2 separate regions of the Homo sapiens genome follow, and region 2 is linked to region 1. Evidence: chromatin contacts called from ENCODE Hi-C or POLR2A ChIA-PET data. All regions are on one chromosome and are shown on one strand. The core of a region is the stretch at or near the end of the contact, and the rest is flanking DNA. Distances in the headings are between cores, read along the strand shown.

Region 1 (2,739 bases), core at 64-2,563:
TGCTTAATTTAGGTAGTTTTGCTTTTAGCTCACTTCCTAATTCTCTTTTTTACACAATTCATTTTGGTCCTAATTTCTTTACTTTACTATATAAACAAGGTGCTGAAATGTGTGTGTATGTATTTAACTTCCTCTACCCATTTGCTCTTGGTTATTTCTTCAGTTATGATATTCTGGATTTGCCAGTCATTGTCCGTCCTCCTGCCTCTATTACTGGCATAATGTCATTGGGTCTCACAGTTTCATTTCTTCATTCTAATTCTATTGCATGTTTCTATAATGTTTTCTGTAGTATTTTTACAGTTACAGATGCTTTTACACGTACTGTGTTGCTTAATTCGCCTAACAACCCTGTATAAGATGGCCAGAGTAGAGGATGTTAACATTTATAGGTGAGAGAGCTGAGAGATATAGAGATTTAGTTACTCAAGCCCTCATGGCCAGGAAGGAGCCAATCTGGGGTCATAATCAAAGTCTTTTTTTTTTTTTTTTTTTTTTTTAGTCTACCAATCTTTCTGTAAATAAAAGTTGTTTAATTTTAAAAATACCAAGGGAAGGTTTCAAAATAGATACTTTAAAGAGAGCCAGAGACCTCATTTTCCTCTTTTGCCTTTTCCATAGGGTCTAAAAACTGTACATTCAGTAAATACTACATTAAAGTCATGATTTCTTTTTCTTCTTGTTCATAATAATAGAGGACGAGCTAATGTGTAGTCTCTCATTGAAAGAACTCAATTAAAATGGGAAAGCAAATGAACTAATTGTCATAATAGTCATTCACACAGTTTTGGAAAGAAAATGTAGTAATTCAAATGTTGGGGCTCTTTTAGCCATATTGAGTTAATTTGGCAATAGAAACTGTGTTATTCATTTCTAAAATACTTTCATGGGATATTAATATTGATCTTCATTTGTAGTAAACTAAGAAGGTAAAGGTATTGGTAAAGGAATTTTTTTGTGTTTTGGCATGTGTTTTTCTGCTTCTGAAAGCTTTTGGGTTACCAATTAGATATTTACTTCTCAGAAAATATTTATTAGTATTTGGCTACTCATTGATTTGTTTATCAAATACTTGTAAAATTAGTGATCATGGGAGGATCCAAACATAAACCAAACATGATTGTGCCTTGAAGGCATTGTGGACCATACAAACAGTACTTAAGATGTATACTATTTTACTATATTACATAAATAATACGTACTCAAGGCTAAAGGAATCCAGCAGAAGTTTGCAATAGCCATCACAGAGACTAAGAGAGCTGACTGCAGACCGTTAATGTATGCCAATGAGTATTGGTTGTTTCTGGAGTTTTCTGAGATTAAAATAAAAATATTTAAGGAAATTTTCTTTAATACACTATATAATGAAGGAATGTCATGATTAGTCGATGTTAGAAAATCTTTTAATACATATATTTCATCAGCAGGTCAAATAAGGGTATCTGTAATAGTCACTTTATTAGATGCCAAAAGACATCTCATGTAATTCAGACATTTCTTAGAATAGATTTTTTCTTGATCATAGTAAGGAACTACTACTTCAGATCAGTAACAGTTATTGAAGTTGAAGTAAAATGATGGAAATCTTCTGTTAATATTACTAAAAGAATACAAGTTGCGGATGTCATCGTTATTATTTAACTCTTGTTGGATTTTTACTTCAATCCATGTTAAAGAAATTAGAAGAAAAAATAATGGAAAAAGGGAAATAAAATTATCACTTGCTATTAAGAATATTTATGAAAGAATTAATAGAATTCATGAAAATTTAGTGGAGTACCTAGTTGAATTATACCAATACTTCTATAAATAAACTTCCCAGTTAGATGATATAATGAAAAAGATACACTATTCCCAGCAGCAACTAAAAAGTACTTATATCAAATACAACTTGAAATAATGAAGAGACCATCTTTTTAAATGTAAGAAATATGTAGATGTCAGTTATTTTTAAATTAAGATTTAAGGCCAGGTGCGGTGGCTCACGCCTGTAATCCTAACACTTTGGGAGGCCAAGCGGGGGGCGAATCACTTGAGGTCAGGAGTTCAAGACCAGCCTGGCCAACATGGTGAAACCCTGTCTCTACTAAAAAATACAAAAATTACAGAAATTAGCCGGGCGTGGTGGTGCATGCCTGTAATCACAGCTACTCGGGAGACTGAGACAGGAGGATCACTCGAGCCTGGGAGGTGGAGGTTGCAGTGAGCCAAGATCGCACCATCGTGCCCCAGCTTGTGGGATAAGAGTGAAACTCCATCTCAAAAAAAAAAAAAAAAATTGAGATTTAGATTTGATGCAATTCTGATGAAAATATCAATGGTTAGGTTATGAAGTTTTGTAGAAGAATAATAGGCATGCACATACACACACTTATTACACATATATTCTAAAAAATGGATGGAGAGGTTGAATGTGGCAAATGCTGTTAAATGGTTGAACATCATACAATTAATTAATTTTTTTTTTTTTTAAAAGACAGAGTTTCACTCTTGTTGCTCAGGCTGGAGTGCAATGGTGCAATATTGGCTCGCTGCAACCTCTGCCCTCCCACCACCCTGGGTTCAAGCGATTCTCCTGCCTCAGCCTCCTGAGTAGCTGGGATTACAGGCGTGCACCACCACACCCCGCTGATTTCTGTAATTTTAGTAGAGACAGGGTTTCACCATGTTGGCCAGGCTGGTCTCAGACTCCTAACCTCAGGTGATCCACCCACCTCGGCCTCCCAAGGTGATTGGATT
Region 2 (2,739 bases), core at 98-2,597, 400 kb after region 1:
ATTACTTCTGTTTGTGAGTGTGGAAACCGAATTTAGGTAACCAGACAGCTCAAGGAATAGGGCTGCTTTGAATGACGATTATCTTCTAGGCAATTTGCAGCAACGTCAAAGGGCAGGGCCAGTAACAGGGTGGGGTGAGGTCTCAAAAAATTCAGTAATCAAAATGAATAACATTAATGCAATATTTTTTAAAAAATTAAATCAATAATCTACAGCTCATGAGGTAAATAATATGCCCGCTTTTGTAAATAAAGTTTATTGGAAACAGGGATGGAATTAGGGTGAGGTGATTGAGGCAAGGTCGTGCAAATGACTGGTCGGATCTCGTCTTTGTTTAAACGTCTGATATTTTGTTCAATATCAAATCATAAAAAGTTTTTGCATTAATTTTGGTTTTTTAAAAATATTGCATTAAAATATGAGTTTGATTGAGGGTTTTGGCGCCCCTTTAAATTTTGCTCCTAAGGCGGGAGTGCCTTGCCCGAATCCGGCCCAGAAAGGACACAGCTCTGGAAACATCTGTTTTCTATGCCCAATTTCGCCAGGGAGCTGCCAGCCACCAGCCAGGAGCCCCAGCGGTGACTTCCCCACTCGGGGCCCGGTCGGAAAACGCAAAGGGCCTGCGCGCGATGACCTCCAGGGCCCCTCCCAGGCCCAGTGTGGAACTCCCTAACACCCTCGCTCGCCCTCTCTCTGCGGAGAATCCCCCCGCACCGCTGCGGCCGGGTTCGGCTAGAGCCTCCCGGCTTTCAGAGCACCCTGAGGGGAGGAGCTTCCGCGACAGGAAACGCGCCAAAGGGGAGGGCTGGCGGCAGGAACCGGCTGAAGAGGGGCTGGGCTGCCGGCAGTGCGCGCCGCAGAGACCTGGAGCTCTCCGGCCACGGAGCCCGAAGCGCGGGAAGCCCGGCGGCGGGACGGGATGCCCGGTCGGAACCCATCCCGGCCGAGTCTCGAGGCCGCGGGAGCCGGCGCGGCGAACGCCGGGAGCCGCAGTCCTCCCGCCCGGGCGCCTCGGGTCAGCGGGGTCTACCCCGGCCCCACCTAACCTCTCGGTGCCCGGCCTTCTAAGCCCCCGTGGGGGGCGTGTGCATAAACTCACCTCAGAACCCACCTCGCCTGTCATGACTTCTGCCTCCCCTGCGCTCCACTAGGGACGGAGCTGTCTCTGATTCCCTCAGCCGGAGAGCAGCGGCTCCCGCCGTCTCCAGCCCAGCAGTGCTGTTCTTGCTTTCCCGCCCAGCCAGAGTGGAGGTCCCACCCAGATGGTTTGCACCAATCCAGAGGGGGCTTTCCAGCGAGTCCCCGCCCCCTTCCGACCCACCAATCACGCAGCGCCTCTGGCCGCCCAATCTCCTATTACCCAGGCTGAGTTGGCGGGTCGCAGCTGCTGGTAGCGGAGCCTGGGGGAGCTGGAGGTGCACGGGGGCGGGGCAGTCGGTACCAGGCGAGCCGTGGTCTTTGACCTTTGACACTTGCCAAAGCATCGAGTGCGATTGGAGGGGTGAGTCTTTCGGGGGGAAGTGAGCTGGGAAACGGTTCCTGGGCACCTGGGAGTGTCCTGTACCTGAACTTTTTAGAGGAATTCCAAGGTTCCCGTGGGGATTTTCTCCACTGACTTCATTTCTGGAGCAGCTAGATCCTGTGTGCCTCTTGTACATGACACTTACCACTGAATATATATATATATATATATATATATATATATATATATATATACACACACACACACATATGTACACACATATATACATACACATATATACACATACACATGTATGTGTATACACACACACTTTTTTTTTTTTTGAGATGGAGTCTCCCTCTGTTAGCCAGGATGAAATGCAGTGGCGCGATCTCGGCTCACTGCAACCTCCGCCTCCCGGGTTCAAGCGATTCTCGTGCCTCAGCCTCCTGAGTAGCTAGGATTACAGGCACCCGCCACCAACCCCTGGCTAATTTTTGTATTTTTAGTAGAGACGGGGTTTCACCATGTTGGCCAGGCTGGTCTCGAACTCCTGATCTCAAATGATCCTCGCCTCGGCCTCCCAAAGTGCTGGGAGGCCTCATACCCCTCACAGGCGTGAGCCACTGTGCCCGGCCCACTTTTATTTTTTAAAGAGGGCCGGGCTCCATGGCTCACGCTTGTAATCTCAACGCTTTGGGAGGCCGAGGTGGGAGGATGGCTTGAGTCCAGGAGTTTGAGGTTAGAGTGAGTTATGATCGCACCACTGCACTTCAGCGTAGGCGATAGAGGGAGACCTTGTCTCTAAAGAAAAAAGTTTTGTGGGCTGCTCAGATACCAAAGAATATGGTTGGATAATCTTTATAATTCTCTGTAGAGTTAATTTGAGGATGTAGAAAGCACTCATCACTCCTAGAGGGCATTCTACCTTTAAACAAGGCTGGAAAAAGAATTGAAGCTCTGAAATCAGGTTTATCCCAGACACAGTTCTTTTTTTTTTTTTTTTTTTTTTGTTGAGACAGAGTCTCTCCCTGTCACCATGGCTGGGTGCAATGGCGTGATCTCGGCTCACTGCAACCTCCGCCTCCCGGGTTCAAGCGATTCTCCTGCCTCAGCCTCCTGAGTAGCTAGGATTATAGGCATGTGCCACCACGCTCAGATAATTTTTTGTAACTTTAGTAGAGACAAGATTTCACCATTTTGGCCAGGCTGATCTTGAACTCCTGACCTCGTGATCCGCCCGTCTCAGCCTCCCAAAGTGCTGGGATTACAGGTGT

Evidence for each region. Hi-C counts contacts between places; a loop is a spot of excess contacts on that map. ChIA-PET counts read pairs that join two places held with the same protein, here RNA polymerase II (POLR2A). Pooled maps may share reads with other maps.
Region 2: a loop to region 1 is called in a pooled map, with 4 times the contacts of the local background. The contact joins the promoter of CLSPN-DT here to the promoter of ZMYM4-AS1 in region 1. A Hi-C loop is called at or near these places in 2 of 50 pooled maps. POLR2A ChIA-PET finds 5 or more read pairs at or near these places in 3 of 52 experiments (H1, activated CD4-positive, alpha-beta T cell and activated naive CD4-positive, alpha-beta T cell).

Annotation. Positions count from the first base shown.
Region 1 is chr1:35,364,764-35,367,502 of GRCh38, forward strand. ZMYM4-AS1 (ZMYM4 antisense RNA 1) reads right to left here and starts at 1,314. Exons shown (of 2, transcript NR_046659.1): 1 at 1,203-1,314. All of the region lies in intron 5 of ZMYM4 (zinc finger MYM-type containing 4), which reads left to right.
Region 2 is chr1:35,768,748-35,771,486 of GRCh38, forward strand. It overlaps CLSPN-DT (CLSPN divergent transcript), which reads left to right and starts at 1,348. Exons shown (of 3, transcript NR_199050.1): 1 at 1,348-1,501. CLSPN (claspin) reads right to left here and starts at 1,231. Exons shown (of 25, transcript NM_022111.4): 1 at 1,100-1,231. The coding sequence starts at 1,123. RefSeq lists a silencer at 844-1,073.